2 separate regions of the Homo sapiens genome follow, and region 2 is linked to region 1. Evidence: chromatin loops called from intact Hi-C (ENCODE). Cell type or tissue: PC-3. All regions are shown on one strand. Links, peaks and the distances in the headings refer to the core of each region. The heading gives the core; the rest is flanking DNA.

Region 1 (9,939 bases), core at 1,734-9,733:
AATTATAAATGAGAAAAACTGGTTGGATGTCACCTACTCTATGTCCCCAAGGAAATTCATAATTATTTAGATTTTCCAGTTAATATTGAACTAAATCAGCACCATAAATCAGCTTCTATTCATGATCATTGCAGCACAGTGAATGTTTTAGATGTATTTGGAGACTTTTGGGGAACCACTACATTAAGGGTTAATTAATTCTCCCTGGTGTCCAGTTCTTGACCATTAGCAACATGCTGTCTTTATTTCCAGTTGGCCCTGCATATATTACCTTATTTAATTAAAAAACCCAATAAGTTAAAGGCATTTAAACATATCTGATTGTAGTTTCTCCATTACTTCTACTTTGTTATAACCTCATGTTGAACCCAACAAAACTATTCTTGTTATTCAGAACTTCAGTTCTATCACTTAACTTTACTTCATTTCTTGACTGAGCTGACAGAAATGTTTCTGCTTAAAACAGATACATTAATTTGTTAATTGTACTTTTGTGACATAGATCAACTAGGAGATGGAGGAGGTGGTGAGAGGGCTTCCTGTTCCCTCAGGGCACAAAGATGATGAGAGATAAATCAGTTCAGAGGAAGAGGCTGGACATGTCCACCCTGTACATCTTCCTTGGTCTGAAACACTACTCTGTGGCTGAATCTCAAATGAACGTTTCTCCTCATCAATAAGTACTTTATGGAAGATGACCAATCCAAGGCAGCAAATAAGGATATTTCTAGGCCTTGATGTTTGAGGGGTCAGCAAAAGTTTTTCTGAAGATTGAGGATGAGGGTGGGTCATTCCCTTGAGCGCCTGCTGTCTTCAGGAATTAAATGAAAATTAAGCATGAAACATGCAATCTGTTGGAGCAATTTGATTCCCCTATACTTGTCCCAGCCACTGTCTATTTCTAAGCACATTGAACTTCCCAATGTATTGGTGTCTCATCTTGTGTAAATATCCTTTTCCTTCTCTTAGCTCCAAGACATCAGGATGTGCTTTTCTTCCACCCTTCGAATGGTTGCTCTGCATTACACCTCTCTGCTATCCCTGGAGGGCTTTTGAGTACTATGTGAGCTGGGATTTATGGCAACGGGATGTGAACGGGGGCACCTTCATATGGGGCAGCTTGTCTTTTCTGCCCATGGTAAACTGGAATACATTTTTTTTCCTAGGCTTAAAAAATAACTGTGTTGGAGAGGTGGTAAAGTAAAGCCTATTTACCTAAAATAAAACCATCTACAAAAGCAAAACAAAATTAAAGGGAAATTTATATATTAATTTTAAGACCTCATCTTCTTCCGCTTTCTCTGCATTCTCCTGATGCACCAGCTACAGACCCCTAGCAAGACCCCCGCCCCAGCTCTTTTTTGAATGAAAAGCATCAATTCATGGATCAGACATAGCCCCTAGGCATGTTAGCAATGAGCCTGTTTGTGCTAAGGCACTGTTTTCCCTCCCTTGCCCCACCAGGAGGGCTGTGGGATGGTTATGAAGACACAATGATGTAGCTGTAAAGCAACTCATTCTTGTGAGTCTGCTGGAAGTGGGAAAAGAGGAAAAGAGAGATAGGTAAGAATTCGGTGTTTTTTGTTTTGTTTTTAATGAAAACCAGAGTAGTCCTGTATGGAGATTATTGGGCTATTGTTTCACTACAGTTTAAAATTGAACTTACTGAAGATTCATGATTTAGAACTTGCAGGCAAATCAAGATTTAAGCTGCCATCTATTCCCCTAAACTACTGTGCTGATATCTATCACCGTGTTATGTAAATAAACAATTAAATGGAGTGTAGATTCATTTACTCATTTAAAAATGTTTCAGTGTGAAAAAATGTAAAACATACTAAAGAAGTAGATAGTAGACAGACTCAGGTACCCATCACGTAGGTTTAACCATTACTAACATTTTGCTAACTTTGTCTCATCTTTCTCCCTGCCATCCACACACATATTTTCTCCCCACTTTCCTGGAGTGTTTTAAAGTAAATTTGAAATGTCATTTTACCCTGAAATACTTCAATGTTCATTTTTAATAGGCAAGGGCAATTAAAAACACACAACAACCCAGAATAATATTTCTTCAACATCATCTAATTCCTAGTCTAGCCTCAGAGTCCTCTGTTTGTCTCAGTGGTACATTTGTACAGTTTGTTTGTTCAAATCAGGACCCAAACGAGGTTCTGATAATGGCTCTATGGTTTATTTTCTCTCTTTTTTTCATTGTTACTGATTAGTTAGATAAACCAGGTCATTTGTCCATAGAGTGCCTTGCATTCTGAGTTTGGCCCGTTGTTGGCTTGTAAAGACATTTAACCTGGTCTTTCATCTCCTGTATTTCCTGTGAATTGGTATTTAGATCTCTAGGCTTGTTGGGATTCAAGTTCAATTTTTTAGGCAAGAATACTTCATAGCTGGTGCTGTGTATTTCCTATTGCAACACATTACGGGGCAAATAATACCTAGTCATCCCATGTTTAGTGGTGCTAAGATTGCTCAATGCGTTCAGCTGGTATATATTTTTGATGCTTAAGACTGTATTCATCTGTTTTCAAGCTTCTTTTCACATATGGATATTGCTAATTTTATCTCAATCTCTTTGTATAATCACCAGGGAGTCCTTCAATTGTTAACAAATATTCTTTGATATTCATTTTATTAGCAAACTTCCGATGGGCAATACCAACTTTCCATACACACACACATATATCTGGAATTTTTTCATAGCACATTTTACATGTATTTTTCTTGCCTATATGTCATTGGAGGTTAAAACTAAATTATAACACACTTTGTGCATCTATATGCATGGCCATTTGCAGGTTAACCAATGAATACTAGGTTAGATCAATACATGATCAGTTAACAATTGCAGTAATCAGAGTAAATATTTGTAGTCTGGGTAATTTTAGTCATATTTGCAACCAAAGTTCATCAACTGTTCATTGATATGTAACCAGTCTAAAAATGGTTGATCCAGTTGTTGCAGGAATCCTAGTGGCTAAATGAACTTAACTATACTGCTGTATCATTCATTGCTTGGCAGTTCAACTATGACTATCAAATGTTTGGTAATTTCAATATAGTCAGTATTGCATGACTTGCTTTTTACTTCACATCATTGGTAATAAGTATGTGGTCATAAATAGACTACATGGGCCAGGCGCGGTGGCTCACGCCTGTAATCCTAGCACTTTGGGAGGCCGAGGTGGGTGAATTACCTGAGGTCAGGAGTTCGAGACCAGCCTGGCCAACATGGTGAAACCTCATCTCTACTAGAAATACAAAAATTAGTGAGTCATGGTGGTGGGCACCTGTAATCCCAGCTACTCAGGAGGCTGAGGCACAAGAATCACTTGAATCTGGGAGGTGGAGGTTGCAGTGAGCCAAGATTGTGCCACTGCTCTCCAGCCTGGGCGACAGAGTGAGAATCCATCTCAAAAAAAAAAAAAAAAAGAAAGAAAAAGAAAAAAGAAAAGAAAAGAAGTAGAATACATGGGAATATAGCAAACTACTTAGAAGCAGTTAAATGATAGGATAATTCCAAAATATAAACATTCATAATTGAAATCCTATGAAAAATGCATACTAAGTTTGATTGTTCCAAATAGATTGTTACTGAATAAATAGAATCAGAATTATATGCAATGAAGTATTAAATAGACATTTTGAATATTTTAAATATTTTTAATTCTTATTTGTTCCCTTGTCTGAAAATGGAAGTGTTAATATCATTGGTTTAGGATTAATAAATACAGAATTGAATGTTTTTCCAGTGGTGAGTAATAGTAACCATAAACACTCTCAGTAACAATAAAACATTTCAAGTTGTTGTGAAATCTTCTTCTTTTTTTTTTTTTTTAAAGAGGCAGCATGTCACCCATGCTGAATGTGGTGGCACGATCATAGCTCACTGCAACCTCAAACTCCTGGGCTCACGTTATCCTCCTACCTCAGCCTTCCAAGTAGCTGGGATTAGGGGCCACCATGCCTAGCTTTTTTTTTTTTTTTAATTTTCTGGAGAGACAGGATCTCACTATGTTGCCCAGGCTGGTCTTGAACTCCTGGGCTCAAGTCATCCTCCTGCCTGGGCCTCCTAAATTGCTGGCATTATAGGCATGAACCATCAAGCCTGGCCATTTTTTGAGAAATCTTTTTTTTTTTTTTTTTTGAGACAAAGTCTTGCTCTGTTGCCCAGGCTGGAGTGCAATGGCGTCATCTCGGCTCAGTGCAACCTCTGCCTCCTAGGCTCAAGCAATTCTCCTGCCTCAGCCTCCTGAGTAGCTGGTATTACAAGCACACACCACCACACCCAGCTAACTTCTGTATTTTTTGTAGAGACAGGGTTTTGCCATGTTGGCCAGGCTGGTCTCGAATTCCTGAGCTCAGGAGATCAGCCCTCCTGAACCTCTTAAAGTGCTGGGATTACAGGCTTGAGCCACCGTGCTCGGCCTTTTTGTGAAATCTTGATTAGGAAAAATGTCTTATTTCTGTATGAAGTTTGAGGTTTCACTTCCATCAATTCAATTGATCATTATTATAATCCAGTGGGAGAGGATATTTGAGTAGATTTAACAGATGAGAAAGCTGAGATAGGAAGAGAGCAGATATCTTATGTCCAAGAAAGGATAAAGCCAGTAAGCACAGTCAATGCTCAATCTAATTTGGACTTACCTCATTTTGTTCTTGAGAAAATGTTTAGTTTCGTTTCACCTACAGATGTTCTGAAGCCTGGGTCTGTCCAAGGCGTTGTGGAAACTTCCAGTTTGAGCACACTCACTTGCTTCAGGGTTCCAGGAAAGTTTGGTGTCAAAAGTTTTCTACAATCTGTTTTCAGCTTACCTGATAGAGAACATTTGGTTGTCTTCATAATTCTTGTCTCTCTCGGGCATCTCTTGTCTATAACCCTTTTCTTCCTTTTTTATACTCACAGGAAAGCTGGATTTTTATGTAGTTTCCTACTTCATTTTCCTTATTTTATAAGAAGGGAAGAAAGTTGGAGAGAGGTAAGGTACAAGACTTTTTTAAAATATTCAATAGATCCTGTAATGTGATTTTCTCCCCCCAAAATATGAAAAAGTTTTCCCTGGCAACCAATCCTTTTAGTTCGTTTCTCTCTCCTTCCTGATGTTTGTACAATCTATGTTGGGAAGGATTTCTTTATTAAGCTCCATAAGTTTCCAACATGACTTCTGCCAGAGACCTGATTTTAAAAAACATATTGCCTTTTTTGTTCTTCTGCTTCCATATTAAAAATACATTTAATTAGAAAGCATTATAATTAAATACATATTTAAATGGAGATACATATTATGTTTCTTATGATGTTTTTCTAATCTTTTGATAAGACTGTAACCATTAAAATTGGGAAATAATATTTTCTTATTGGTTAGTGTCCCACTTTTAGATCTTTTCACTGGATATGGAGAAAGTATGTGTTGCTTTTGAGACAATTGCTAAAGTGAATAGCAAAAGATCAAGAACTTGAAAGTACTGAGCCCAAAGAAGAAACAGTAAAAGGACATCTCTTCAAAGCCCTATGATTTGTAATAATTCTGAAACAGATCTTGCCAGTCATCTTATTTACTTTAAAAAACAAAGTGGATTATACTTAAATTATAACAAAAAATCAGAGAGATATAACACGACACCTTAAGAATAATTGTTTATTGTTTTGTTGTTCTTGTTGTTGTTTTGAGACAGAGTTTCACTCTTGTCACCCAGGCTGGAGTGCAATGGCATGAACTTGGCTCATTGCAACCTCTGCCTCCCGGGTTCAAGTGATTCTCCTGCCTGAGACTCCTGAGTAGCTGGGATTACAGGCGCGCACCACCACACCTGGCTGATTTTTGTATTTCTAGTAGAGACGGGGTTTCACCATGTTGGCCAGGCTGGTCTCGAACTCCTGGCTTCAGGTGATCCGCCCGCCTTGGCCTCCCAAAATGCTGGGATAACAAGGTGTGAGCCACTGTCCCTGGCCTAAGAGTAATTGTTTAAATAGCAGAGCATGATTTTAAGAAACTCTTGGAATCTTTAAGAACAACAAAAAACAATCATTGGTCTTTGATTACTGGGAATCTGGGAGATGGGCTGGAGGTTTACTAGAAAAGCAGGTCTGCATTTTCCCCTCCCTGAATCTAGGAGTTTCTTTGCTTCTCAGAGTCCCCTGTTTGGGTCCACTCCCTCAGTAGGGTTGAAATCTTTTTAGCATCTGACTCTGAATTTGGGTCATTTCTTCTTTCCTCTTCCTTCTCTCAACCTCCATCTTCACAATGACAGACTGCATTCCGTAATTGCTGTCTTTTGTAATTGTTCTATCTCCAAATTGGCTGATTAGGGTAGAGACACAGCTGTCCATCAAAATGGTGTAAAGTGGCTGAAACAGTCATCCCCTGGGCCGGAGAAAGTTAATTGCACTTTCTGAGGCTATCCCAGTAGGAGAGGAGCTGAGAAGGGCCCCGGGAATCCCTGTTAGTGCTATTTTTTTCCTGAGCATGTCCATTTCTAACGTGAAAAAAAAATGTAGTAAACAGCATGTTAATTAGATTTGCAGATGAAATTAAATCAGGAAGTATTGGAAACACACCAGTGAATAAAGAGAAATGCTACACAGGGTTTCTGAGGTTAAAAATATAGAAAGGATCAAACGAAATGAGAATTAAGTCAGACAGGTGTAACCTCAATGATTTAGAGAGGGGAAAAGCTGTAAAGGTAACCAGCGAGAGGGAAAAATCCAGAACACAGTAATGCCAGAGGGACCAGGGACTGGACAACAAATTAGACGAGTTTGCAATATGCCACAGAAGCTAATGTGATTTGGGGCTGTATGTGTAGAGACATCACGTCATGAGGGAAAGGTGGAGTAATTTAGTGCATTTGGCAAAGACACACCTGGAATATTGTGTTCAGATCTGCGTATCCTGAAAGCAGACAGACGTAGAAGAACTAGAGGGAAATCAGCATAAAGCAACAAAAGTGATTAACACGATGGGCTGATTTATGAGAAAAATGGACAGTGTGATTGGGCCTAAAAGTAACAGGAATGGAGCATTGAAATGGAAGAGGGTTTTCCTGATCTTTTTTCTAGGAGACTCAAGAATTATTGAAGTGTAATTAGCGTGAAAGTATATACTGTAGTTTACAAGGGAGAACTAAAATTTGCAAGGAGGGAAACTGGCTATGAGATTATTAAAGTGTCTTTTTAGGGGAGTGAAAGAAGGGCCATGGCTAAAAAACAAATGAGTTTACATTGTTCTCATACTTTTCATTCCAAAGCCGTTAGATTTACCCTGACCACGACCCTTCAACACTGAAGAATTAAGTGGAACTGCTCATCTGTCAGGACCCCAGAAAGCTTCCTGGATGCTTGTTCCTCTGCAAAGTTCCTCTCAGAAGGAGCCATTTTAAAATTTGGTTTTAGTAACGCTCCCCAGACAAATGCTGGTGTCAGATGGCTTCGCTTTTCCTCCTTTTTAGTACTTGGATGTCTGCAAAGGCAGTGACCAAAAGCAACAACTGATCTGCCAATATTAGCTCTATGTGTGGCTGAAGGCTGTCATTTAATCTGAGGATTGGCTTCTGATGGCAAAGGGAAGATAAATCTAATTTTTAAGGATCTCAAAATGATAGCTGGAGGAGCAGCATTTTGCACTAGCTAATGAGGCTAATTTGTTCTTAAAATACAAGTTGCTGTGCCTCTTAAATTAAAATTCACTTCTGATGTAAATACAGAAGATATAAATACAGAGAAGAGATATATGCTGTAATTTTTATTTTGCAATTTGGAGCCTGTTCTAAGAGGAGCTGTTAGGAAAGTGATTTTTTTTTCTCTAAATTTGAGGAGATCTTCACTTCCAGGCTTCAAATACGCAGAAGGACAATGATTAGCATTAATTTTATAAGAAAGAAAACAAAGTAAGATGTTTTCTTCCTGGCTAGAGATTACAAAATGCATTGTGCTAGAGATTATTTCCTAAATCATTGTGATTCTCCACTTTCTCATCTGGAAAATGAATTGTGGGGGAGTGAATTGCTTTCAAAGTAATTAAGTAGTCCATTGACAAATGCTTTATTAACATTTAGATATTTAATTAAATCTGCCGGGGAGAAAGTTCGTATTCCTAAGTCAAGGGGTTTCTCTTTTTCCTCTCTTCACTGTGGTGGGGACAGTGAAGATTCTTGTGTGGTCTTCCTTTTCATTTTGAATGTTACACAGAGCAGAGCAGGATCTTAAGATAAATTAAAGCAAATAATGAAAGATCTTGAAAACTAAATGGCATTCATCTTCTAAGTACTATTTGATCAGCTATTTAAAATAAGAGTTTGCACCACAATCTAGAAGAAATAGATACTCTCTTAATGGGGCAATGACATTTAATGCCTACATTAACAAATTATACAGAATGAAGCATTTAATATCTAGTTTATCTAAGGGATTTATGCCACCCTCTTACTCTAGGTTTTGCTTCTTAACACTGGACTCTGATTTTTTAGCGCATAACAGAGAAATTAGCTACCCCAGTCTTATCTCAATTTAAGTTCAGGTCATGGAACAAGGAACAAACTACGTTATTTATCTAAAAGAATTAATGAATTGTGTCTGGAATTTTGAATGGGTCTGTAACAGATAAACTTTTCTCTTTCCGATACCCAGAATTCACATTAAAGCAATTAAAACTGTTACTCAAAGGAACTGAATTTGCTGTTCACTGACCAATCTTTGTCATCTTTAACACACCAGATGAGAGCCACCACAGCTTTAAAAATAGGAGCACAGGGACTAAAGATGTATTTTTTCCCCTTTCCATCTAGATTGGCAAAGTTTCTTTAAAACTTGCTTCCTTCCTCTGCTTTTTCTTCTTTAATTTAGCATTGTTGAAAAATTCTGGTGTAGGCAATTATTGTTAAAGTTGGAGGAAGTGTCTGCCATATGAAAGGAAGGAAGGATCTTCGTGGGGAGCCCAGCCTGCGGTGTGAGTTGCTAATATGTTAGACATGTTTTCATCATCAAATGCAACCTCCTTACCATGGTCCCCAAGGCCCTGTGTGATGTGACAGCTGTCCACATCTCCAATCCTGTGCTGTACCCCTGCCCTCCTTCTCTGGCTTGAATATTATAGTCTTCTCTGCCTTAGGAACTTTGTACTTGCTGTTGATTCTACCTGGAATGTGTCCCCCCAATTTTTTTTTTTTTTTTGAGACAGAGTCTCACTCTGTTGCCCAGGCTAGAGTGCAGTGGTGCGATTTCAGCTCACTGCAGCCTCCGCATCCTGGGTTCAAATGATTCTCCTGCCTCAGCCTCCCGAGTAGCTGGGATTACAGGCATGCACCACGACAACTGGCTCATTTTTGTATTTTTAGTAGAGATCAAGTTTCACCATGTTAGTCGGGCTGGTCTCGAACTCCTGACCTCAGGTGATCCACCCACCTGCCTCCCAAAGTGCTGGGATTGCAGGCACGAGGCACCGCGCCCGGCCCTCCCCTGACTTTTAAGTGCTGGCTCTCTCTTCCCTTTAGGCCTCAACTTAAATGTCACTGCTTCAAAAAGGACTTTCCCACGTGCTTACTCTCGCCCTGGTGCTGCCACCTTTTTCTCTGTCAGATCCCCCTGTTCAGCCTCCTCCAGCTTTCTGCTCTGCCTCCTGCTCGTCCTTTGTTCCCCCACAGCACTCAACACAAATGATCCTGCTTGTTTGGTCCTCTTCTGTGTATTGGCCATTTCTTCCCTTAGAATGCACGTTCCACCAGAGCAGAGGACTTGTCTGCTTTGTTCTTTGCATTTTTTGCCGTGCTGAAAACAACGCGTGGCCCCCCAAATGTGGGCCAGTCATCCTTAAATGTTGAACATGATTTTAAGAAAACATCTCATTGCACATTTCCAAACATGTCAACTTGTAAAAATGGAGGAGAAAAGAGACAGGACAAATCATTGTCTTGGAATACATTCAG
Region 2 (10,968 bases), core at 1,277-9,276, 76 kb before region 1:
CAGCTTGCAGATGGCAAGTTGTGGAACTTATCAGCTTCCATAATCACCTGAGCCAATCCCTCATAATAAATTATCTATCTATCTATCTATCTATCTATCTATCTATCTATCTATCTTTCTAATCTCTCTCTGTTATCTATCTCATCTATCATTTATCCTATCTATCTATCTATCTATCTATCTATCTATCTATCTATCATGTGTCTATCTATCTCCTGTTGGTTCTACTTTTCTAGAGAACCCTGGCTAACCTCACTAAAATTATTTTTAATGACATTCTTGTTATGTGCCTTTAAAAATTTTCTTTCTTTTCTTTTCTTTTTTTTTTTAAGAAACGAGGGTCTCACTGTGTTGCCCAGGCTGGTCTTCACCTCCTGGCCTCAAGCAGTCCTCCAGCCCCAGTCTCCCAGCGTGCTGGGATTATAGGCATAAGCTACCATGCCCTGCCTCTATGTGTCTTGTTTGAGCTCTGCTCTTTGTCTCTCTGTTCTTCACAACTTTCATTCATTTTCCACTTTCACATTTCTAACCCATGTTAGTTTCCTTTCCTTTTTGCTCCTCAGAAGACAGTACCTACCTGCTGCTTATATTTCAAAAAAGGAGGTAAATTTGTACCGTGTGATCCTGGACAGAGTGGGCTCTGGGGTCAGATCTCCTGTGGCCTGGAATTCTGGCTCTGCTGCTTGCCAGCTGTGCAAACTCGTGCAAATTTCCTTTTAGTTTCCTGAGATATAAAATGATGATAACTATGGTTCCTAGATTCTGAGGTAGTTGAGAGAATTAATTAAAATACAACATGCAAAATAATTAATACAGTGTCTGCCATATAGCAAAAACCAACGGATGTTAGCTGTTCCTGTTACTTCATCTTGCCTGCGTTTAAGATAAGCTGTCTTTACAGGTATGAGTGTGTGTGGACGGGGTGCAGATTTATGGTACTTCGGCCCCCGAAGAGCCAAGAATCCCATAAGCATAATTAACTGAGTTAAAAACATTATTAATTTTAATCACATATATTTTTATACAAATATATTTCTCAATTGCAAGGGCTTTGCACATGTGTCGAAGAATAGTATAGTCAGTTGGACTACAGCAGAGTAAAATGTAAAGAAATATAAATACCTAGGCAAATACAGCACCTTTACAATTAATCTATTTGTAATCACGGTTTCCTCCAGCCCCAATTTTCCTGTAGAATTTGCAACAAGCAATAGAAGGAAGGAAATCGAACTCAAGGATCCTTAACTCTTCTGGAGTCGGACCACTTCTAGGAGAGTTCTGAGACTTTAAGCCAGGTTGGCATTAAAAGGTTTCTGGGTTACAAGACTCAGCTACTCTAATTAAGAGGGGACTTTATCATTCTCTTTGATTCCACCGCACTCATCTGCTTAGGCTTGCGTGAAATATACTTGGGCTTCTACGCAGCTCCTGAACTTTGGTGTTTAAGTCCCCGTAGACTCTTGTGCTCTCAATCTCCACGTTGCTTCGCTACTAAACTGATTCCCTGAGGATTTTTAGCGTCTTTCCCTTCAAACTTCAACTTTTCTCTTCAAGAAAAGATTATGGCCACACTATTAATCTAATTTTGGTGCTTTTTTTTTTTTTTTTTTTTGAGACGGAGTCTCGCCCTGTCGCCCAGGCTGGAGCGCAGGGGCGCGATCTCGGCTCACTGCAAGCTCCGCCTCCCGGGTTCACGTAGCTGGGACTGCAGGCGCCCACGACCACGCCCGGCTAATTTTTTGTATTTTTAGTGGAGACGGGGTTTCACCGTGTTAGCCAGGATGGTCTCGATCTTCTGACCTCGTGATCTGCCCGCCTCGGCCTCCCAAAGTGCTGGGATTAAAAGGAGTGAGCCACCGCGCCTCGCGTTTTTTTTGTTGATTGTTGTTTGTTTGTTTGTTTTTTACCTAAAAGTTTATTTATCGTTAGCCCAGCTGCCTCTCTTGTTCATAACTCTTCGCCCCTTAAAACTAGAGGCGGCTGGGCGCGGTGGTCACGCCTGTAATCCCAGCACTTTGGGAGGCTGAGGCGGGTGGATCACAAGGTCAGGAGTTTGAGACCAGCCTGGCCAATATGGTGCAAACCCCGTCTCTACTAAAGATACAAAAATTAGCAGGGCGTGGTGGCGGGCACCTGTAGTCCCAGCTACTCGGGAGGCTGAGGCAGGAGAATGGCGTGAACCCACGAGGCGGAGCTTGCAGTGAGCTGAGATTGCGCCACTGCACTCCAGCCTGGGCAACAGAGTGAGACTCCATCTCAAAAAAACAAACAAACAAAAAACAAACTGAAGGCTTATAATTTCTAGTGTGTGCACAAGTCACTCAACAGCCATTCCCTCATGCTTTTGGAAAGCCTTTACCGTGATGCTGTTTACACAGCCACCTCTATACTGAGGCATCTCTCTGAAAATAGAGACCATGTCTTCTTCAGTCACCACAGCACTTACAACAGTGCTGGACACATAGCAGGTGCTCAAGAAGCTTTGCTGAATAAAGAAAGAAACAATGCTTAAGTGTGTTCATATACTTGCTGCCGTCTATAATAAGGGCATTTCCTTAACATAGAGTCAGACCTGCTACGCCAATCTAATTGTGTGTAAAATTTGACGAGGTCTAAAAAAGACATATAAATGGCTTCACTGTATGTATAGTTTAGTAGATGGTATTTAGATAAGCAGCACAGACTTTCTTTCTTAAAGGTTGTGTTAAATATTGAAACGGTTCTCAAGTGTGGCAAGAGAAGGTGCTAGCCTGTCTGTAGTCCTGAGTAAATCAAAATATACTTCACTATTTGTATGTCTGGATTATCTATCAAGGTCCATTCCATGTCTGTGACCTAATATTGGATTGTGCATGTATAAATATTATAGCATACTGAAGAGTGGAATCACATACGGAGAAAAACTATTAACAAGATCTAGGCAGAAAATTAATAAACCTTAATAAATATTTTAAAAATACAGTCCATCTGGGAAAAACATAAATTTTATTTTTATTCATTAGGGTGATCCACTCACTGACTCATTGTTCTAACTTCCTTTACTAATTTGGAAAAATTAGTCACTCTAGGTGGTGATGTGAATGTTGCAACTAAAGATTTCTTACATTTTCAATTTGCATAATTTGTGAATTCTACCTATAAATACTAGTAGTTTCCTCAAAGTTGGAAATTACATAATAACAAAAGAAAACTCAAACCAACTATTAGGGTAACGTGTAGAAATTTCTTTTAAAGCCTGGCCATGGTGGCTCACGCCTGTAATCCCAGCATTTTGAGAGGCTGAGGCAGGAGGATTGCTTGAGGCCTGGAGTTTGAGACCAGCCTGCGCAACATAGCGAGACCCCATCTCTACAAAACATTTAAAAATTAGCTGGATGTGGGCCGGGCACGGTGGCTCACACCTGTAATCCCAGCACTTTCGGAGGCCAAGGCGGGTGAATCATGAGGTCAAGAGTTCAAGACCAGCCTGGCCAACAGGTGAAACCCTGTCTCTACTAAAAATACAAAAATTAGCCAGGCATGGTGGCTCACACCTGTAATCCCAGCTACTCGGGAGGCTGAGGCAGGATAATTGCTTGAACCTGGGAGGTGGAGGTTGCAGTGAGCTGAGATCATGCCACTGCACTCCAGCCTGGGTGACAGAGCAAGACTATCTCAAAAAAAAGAAAAGAAAAATCAGCTGGGTGCGGAGGTGCGCAACCGTAGTCCCAGCTACTTGGGAGGCTGTCGCAGGAGGCTGGTTTGAGCCCAGAAGCCTGAGTTTTCGGTGAGCCAGGGCAACAGAGTGAAACCTTGTCTCAAAATAAATAAATAAATACAATTCTTTCAAAGATCTTAAACAGAAAGTTTTATTTGAAATGAATCCAAGAATAAGAGGCAACTTTTGGACTAAGTAGTGTCTTCCTTAACAACGTTTTATATCAACATCCACACTTTTAGTAAAACGTTTACCTCTTCCCCTCATTTGCCCTCCCCAAAATAGACTTCACAGGAAAAAGAGTATTCTAGAAACACCCTGCCCTTTTCACACTTCCTAGGGGTTACTTTCTTTCTCTTCCTGCTATAATTTTATGCAAACAGGTAGTACTTATTCCAAGACAGAGGCGATAGCTTCCCATATACTTGTTTTTCCTTTGAACAGGTATTCCCCTTAACGTAGCCTTACTTGGGAGTGAGATGGGGTGGGGTAGGGTAGGTTCTAGTTAAAGCTCTTCCTATAAGTTTTGATGGTTGAAATATTTTTTCCTAAACGTTCTATCACAAAGATTCCAGAATATTCTTCTTGAAAACCGTACTAAAGCTATCCAATACTATTATTGCCTCTCAGAAGCACTTACTATCCAGAATATCACTGTGGAAAGGAACAGAGAGAGAAAGGACAGAGAGGCAAGTTTCACAGAGCAAGTGAGGTACTCAGGAGGTTGGGTTTCTGGTAGAAAAAGGAACAGGTAGAAATTTTAGACACATCATTGTATTGTGTCTGAGCATTCGGTTCAATGTATAAGGCTGCTTGGTGCACGGTTATTTATCTCCACTGAATCTAACAGAAGAAAGCTTTTTGGACTCCTTGCATGTGGAGTGGTAGTATTATGGAGTCTGCAGCAAAGGACTTGTTTACAAATCTTTTGAAGATGCTGTGGGTTTGCAGTGAGCCGCATCGCATTTTTTCTCTGAGGGGCTTTAAAGATGTGCAGCTGAACTCCTGAGTGAATTTTTCAATGGTGACTGCCTTTCTCTGTGAGGAGAGACCGTATATGGCAGAGCCACAGTGTGAGTTACAGTCTCTGAAAAGTCCATTGCCAAGAGGCACCTTGCTCCAAATTCCCTGGATTCAGATTTTAGTGCAGAGAGGAATGCTGGAGAACGCATGAGTCATGATGTACTCTTAGTAATTTTGCTAGAACATCAGGAAAGAGGTGCTTGGTATTGCATACTGCTTGCATCTGGATGGAATTAGAGCTTTTAGCTTTTCCTCAAGAAGGGCTTATTAATAGCAGAGGACTGAAGTAATAAGTGTGTTCCATGTATAGCACTTGAGGAAATGAGCAATGCCAGAGAAGGTTTATCAGGACTCACTGTTAGTTCTTTCTCTACCCCTGGGGAAGCAGATCTATTGATCAGATTCTTGCAGAAAAACAGCCTGTAATGGGTTTACTGTGCTGAGATATCATAGACCAGGAGTGTCTTTTATGATAGCCCAGAAACTATCCTGCCAGAAAGACTTGAAGGGCTGCTGACCTGCGTGGCAAAAGGAAGGCTGTGTAACACACAGGGAAAGTAAAAGATGTCAGGGTTGATTTCTGGTTTAAATTCTCTTAGCCTGGTAAGTTAAAATCACTGGCTTTGGATACATCTTACTCAAAATCATTTCATTTCAAACATAAGGGGTCATTGATGAAAATCACCTTAAAGGTTAACCACCTTTTCTTCCCCATCCCCACCAGTAAATCTACAGCACTGTGAAATAGATCAGAAATTAAAACCCCTTTGTGCAGCTATGAAATTGGAAATGAACTACGCAAGTGCTTAAAGATAGCAGTAACTCAATAACAAGCTAAGCGGGCACAACATAAGCCACACTATGTTTGTATATGTGCGTAGAAGCTATAACATTTTGGTTTTTCCTTGACTGAACCCATGCATATGGAAACACACAAGTGGATATAAATCCAGAAAATAAATGTGTTGGCTCATATAATTGAAAAGCTCAGGGAGCTAGCTTCAGGCTGAGCTGGATCTAGCAACTTGATGTTATCAGGATTCTCTTTCTCCATCTTTCAGCTCCGCCTTACTCTGTACTGGCTACATTCTCAGGAAGGTCTCCCCATAATGGTTTCTAGCAGTTACAGGTTTACATTCTTAACTTGGTAAGAATGTAAAAGAAACCAAGTTTATCTCTTTCAGTAATTTCAGCCACAGTCCTGGAACTAAATTTCATTAGCCTAGCTTGGGGTTAGGGCCCATCCCTGAACCAATTATTGCAGCCATGGGTGATGGAATGTGCCTGGTTGATCTGGTCTGAATTGTGCACTTCCCTTGCCCCCGCCCCAGCCCTCCCCAGGCTAAATGGACTGAGAGTGGGTGAGAGGGGCTTTTTTCAAAGGAGATCAGTGTACTGTTATCAGAAGAGGGAAGCAACAGGTTTACACTTCAATTGGTCAATATTTGGGGTATATTTAGGGACATGAAACTCTTTTTTTTTTTTTGAGATAGTACTTTACACCCAAATATAAGCAGCCCCCAGAAGAAGCTATATATTTATTCAAATCATGTTGTCTTTGGCTCAACATATTTTTGGAAGTCCTTTTTTGAATTGCCTCCTGAGTCAGTTTAAAAACAATAAAATAAAATTTTGTCTTGTTGGTGTGTACAATTATATAACATTTTACCATGAAATACCCAACCATATTAAATAGATTAGGATTCTTTCCCACTGTTTGAGAATAAATATGCAAAATAATGTGAAAGAAAATTCCAAGAATGGAATTTTTAAAATGACACGAATAGAAGAATTGTTGGATTAAAATAGACCCTACTTTGAGAGGGACAATACTCATTTGCATAGATAAGCTATCTTAACATGTGGTCCCTGCCCTTAAAGAAAGCTTAGCTTTACTGTGGTGCTAACTGTGAGTGCCAAGGGAGCCAGAACTTTGATGAACTTCTTTCTGAGATTGAATTTCTTCCTGTGTATTTGGAAGATGGAATGGTTAAATATCAAGGAGCAACTTGTATACCAGCAGAAGCATCGAAAGCAGTGTGCTCCCCCATCCTCAATAATGCCAAGATTTGGAGAAGGGTGCTCCTGAGCAGATGGTTTGACAGACTAAAGCATTAGTTTGCTGAGCCTCCGTGCTTGATAATTAATTCTTCAGTTTACTAGGATTTAAAATGATTGTTCAAAACAAGACATCCCTTAAAATAAATGCTAGGTGAAAGTCTCAACACGGTATTGATTATTAAGGTGGTTATTTCAAACAGATGAGGGTTGTCATTAAATAACAGAATTGCCTTACCTGCTCTGTTGGTTTAATTAAGCTGTTTTCAATTTGTAAAAAAAGATTATCTACAGTTTTAATATTTGTATTCACCTGGATTGTATTTTTTCAATTTTCTAGTTAAAGCAATAAATGGAATTCTATGGTAGATTTCATTTTACAATTCAGATAAATAATGTAGTTAACATTTATTATCGGGAAAGCAGACTTTGCAGGACTGTGGCTTGAATAGCCTGAGTATTAAGAATTAAAAGTTGTAAATTCTAGTTTTGACACAGCTGCTTTCTACGTTACCACATATCGCCTGATTTCTGTGTATTCCTTTACCCCTGGAAAGAATGAGAACTGAATACTGACCTGTCTCACATAGTGCAATGAAACTTAACAATCTATTATGAAGGATATTGAGATCATGTGATATTTTTACTCTATAAAAGCCTTAGGCTTCAGATTTATTTATTTATTTATTTATTTGAGACAGAATCTCACTCTGTTGCCCAGGCTGGAGTGCAGTGGTGAGATCTCGACTCACTGTAACCTCTGCCTCCTGGGTTCAAGCAATTCTCCTGCCTCAGCATCCCGAGTAGCTGGGATTACAGGCACCCACCAGCACATCCGGCTAATTTTTGTATTTTTAGTAGAGACGGGGTTTCACCATGTTGGCCAGGCTGGCTTTGAACTCCTGACCTCAGGTGATCCGCCCACCTCAGCCTCTCAAAGTGCTGGGATCACAGACGTGAGCCACCATGCCCGGCCTTCAGATTTTTATTATATAGAATTCTTAAAATGTATTAAAGGCATGTTTGGGTGGGTTCTTTTTATAGTGGCATCCTGATATTGAAACTGAGTGTGTGCAAATATGAGCCCTGCAACTATTTATTTAGAGCAGTTGAAGGAATCTCAAGAGCATTTTTGTAATAAGACAGGCTCTCCGCACATATATTATTCCCTTAGAAAAACGAGCACGTTTTGAAAGATTTAATAATTTGCACAGGTTGCTAGGTCATTGTTATCATTTGAAAAAGAAGCACCATCATCTAAAGGCCTGAGAGCTGAAAGAATTCAGGACACAATCAATTTTTAAAAAATAGCATCAGACGCACATCATAAAAATAGGTTAGTGTGCCCGGGGAATGGGGAGATGTTGGTCAAAGGGTAGGAAGTTTCAGTTAGAGAGTAAGTTCCAGAGATCTATTGTACAGCATAGTGACTCTAGCTAATAATGATGGATTGTATCCTTGAAAATTGCTGAGAGGAGATTTTAAATGCTCTCATCACACATGCAAAAAAGTATGTGAGGTGATGGATGTGTTAATTATCTTGACGTAGTCATTGCACAATGTGTAAGTATATCAGAATATCAGGGTATACACCATAAATATATACAGTTTTTTCTGAGACGGAGTCTTGCTCTGTCACCCAGGCTGGAGTGCAGTGGCGCAATCTCGGCTCACTGCAAGCTCCACCTCCTGAGTTCAAGCGATTCTCCTGCCTCAGCCTCCGGAGTAGCTGGGACTACAGGCATGTGCCACCATGCCCAGCTAATTTTTTGTATTTTAGTAGTGACAGGGTTTCACCATGTTGGCCACGATGTTCTCGATTTCTTGACCTTGTGATCTGCCCACTTTGGCTTCCCAAAGTACTGGGATTACAGGCGTGAGCCACTGCCCCTGGCCACAGTTTTTATTTGACAATTAAAAAAAACATTATCATAGGGAGAAAATAGGTTAGTAGGTATAAATGAAGTTGAGATACATCATCTCCTTCTCTTCCTACTCCATTTTTCATTGTCATGAGCATTTCCCTTTGGGAGGGATCTTTAGAGGACATTTGTAAAAGCAGTTGCTTGTGCTCTCTTAATCTGGGAAAGTGGGAGTGGGAATCTCGTGAGACTATCAAAGTCCTAATTGGAGCTAGGGAGGAGAATCTTTATTACTCTTTATTAAAGAAAATGGATATAATGTTTATAATTTTAATAAAGCTTGTGTTCTAGTAACTTACGAAAACTATTAGAAAGTTGGGTTATCCATAAGCAACTAGCAAGCCACATGCTATTATCATGTTCTAAAACACTAAATTTGCCTCTCAACTATTCAACACTTTTTTTTAATGTTCACTGTATACTGAATAAGAAAAAACCCTGATGCTTTAGAGTTTTATTGTACAGGATTATTAAAACTTATTAAAGAGGCTTTTCATTGGGTTCTTTTTATTTTGAAATTTTGTTACTGCGACTGGGCATGTTTGATGCTGTTTGCTTAAGTCTCAAGCTCTGACCTGCCTTGTTTGATCACCTGCTGAACTGAATGTCTTGCATGTACCTCATACTTCACCTGGCCAAAAGAGAATTCTTCATCTTCTTCTCAAACATGTTCTTTACCCAAGATTTCTCTTTCTCAAAATAACATCACCATCCACCCTGTTGCCCAAATCAGAAACCTAGAAATTATTCTTGATACCAGTATCTCTCAACCCTACTACATCAGCCAGAGTTCTATCAGAGAACAGAACCGCCAAAAGATTTGTGTGTGTGTATTTTACATATATATTAATTTATTGATAGATTTAAGTAGAAAGCACACACGTACATACACACATGTTAAAGGACTTGTTACAGGGACTTGATCTTACATAGTGTTATGGTTATGCTTCTCTGAAAGGCTATTCTCTTTGCATTTGATGTTGGAACTTAAAGTCCTCTAAATGGGCAGTCAAAAGGGAAAGGTAGATGTAAAGAGGACAACAAAAATAGCCTGGGACCCATAAACGTGAGCTGGAGCCCCCTCGGACAGAGTGAGACCCGGGTCAGGTCTTGTTGCCTCTGACCGTGGTAGTGTGAGCTAGAGAGTGGACACCCACAGCTGGATCAGCAGTGGGAGAAGCCACAGGAGGGTCCAGGAGAGGATGGAGCAGTAGCAGGCCCGGCCACTACTTCCACCAATGAAGTGTGTGTGAGTTACAAGACGGCTGTTGCTTCACTTCCATCCTCCAAGTCTCCCACCAGAATCTCTCTCATGGGCCACCTTCACGGGAAATATACACAGAAGGGAATTCCAGGACAGGTTGTTCAGCTCAGCCAAGTTGACACATTACAAGGCCACCACACCTACATTGAACCAGTCACCAAGTCCTGATCATTCAGCCCCTTCATCTCCCCATTTCATTCACTTCCCTTACCTCCACTGCCACCACAGATTACCTAAGTTATTCCAATGGCCGTCTAACTCACCTCCCTGCCTCACCTCTAACTGATACAAAAGCTAGTTGATCATTAAAAATAAAATCAGATTCCCTGATTAAAAGCCCTCACTGGCCCTTAGAATAAAATGCCAAGTCAATAGCATGACCCAAACACCCCCAGTGGGTTGACTACTGCCCTCTCTCCCACCTCGTCACCTGCCACTCACCTTTGGACACTCTAAGCTCCACAGAGCTTATTTTTTTTATATGAATGTACCAAGCTTTCTCTTACCTTAATGGTTTTACATGTGCTGCTTCTTTTCTGCTGACATCTTTCTTTGTTTTTTCCCCTTTTCTTCTTTTGTCAAAACTTTTCTGTGGAGCCCTGCTCCTCACTTAGGTCTCATGTGAATATCTGTAGGTTACAACAGCCTTCTCCAATTGTGCTGTTGCCTCCCACATACCCTCTTTTGCCCGTAACATAACACCCACCACATTGTGTTATTGAATGCCAATTGTCCCTGCCACACTGTAGCTCTGGGAAAGCAAGGACTGTGCCTGTCTTGTTCATAGTTGCATCCTCAAAGCCTCGTGCATGTAAGTGTCCAGTAAGTATTTGCTCAATAAGGGAAGGAATTAAGGCTACTAGGAATTACTAAACAAAGCCCTGCCTTCCCATTCCAGCTGGAAGCGTATCAGAGGCTGGAGCTGGAGGCAATATCAGACTAACTACAAGTTTTTGAAAGTTTACGATGTACATGATGATTGCTTTCATGGGAGTTTGTAGAAG

Evidence for each region. Peaks named below come from ENCODE experiments on the same cell type or tissue, not always from the same donor. Only the 100,000 strongest peaks of a DNase experiment are listed, where the experiment ranks them.
Region 2: a loop joins it to region 1, with 2.2 times the contacts of the local background. A loop is called at or near these places in 2 of 110 quality-filtered maps.

What each region holds. Positions count from the first base shown.
Region 1 is chr1:243,961,309-243,971,247 of GRCh38, forward strand. The region is part of intron 1 of LINC02774 (long intergenic non-protein coding RNA 2774); the gene reads left to right. It overlaps LOC105373258 (a long non-coding RNA gene), which reads right to left. Exons shown (of 3, transcript XR_949337.2): 2 at 4,834-4,962. Among named protein-coding and RNA genes, the nearest start is that of LINC02774, 49 kb to the left of the region's middle. In PC-3, for the core only: no CTCF peak of the experiment used is centred there; no DNase peak of the experiment used is centred there; H3K4me3 peaks cover 369 bases.
Region 2 is chr1:243,885,863-243,896,830 of GRCh38, forward strand. No RefSeq gene overlaps it. Among named protein-coding and RNA genes, the nearest start is that of LINC02774, 26 kb to the right of the region's middle. In PC-3, for the core only: no CTCF peak of the experiment used is centred there; a DNase peak (open chromatin) is centred at 4,859.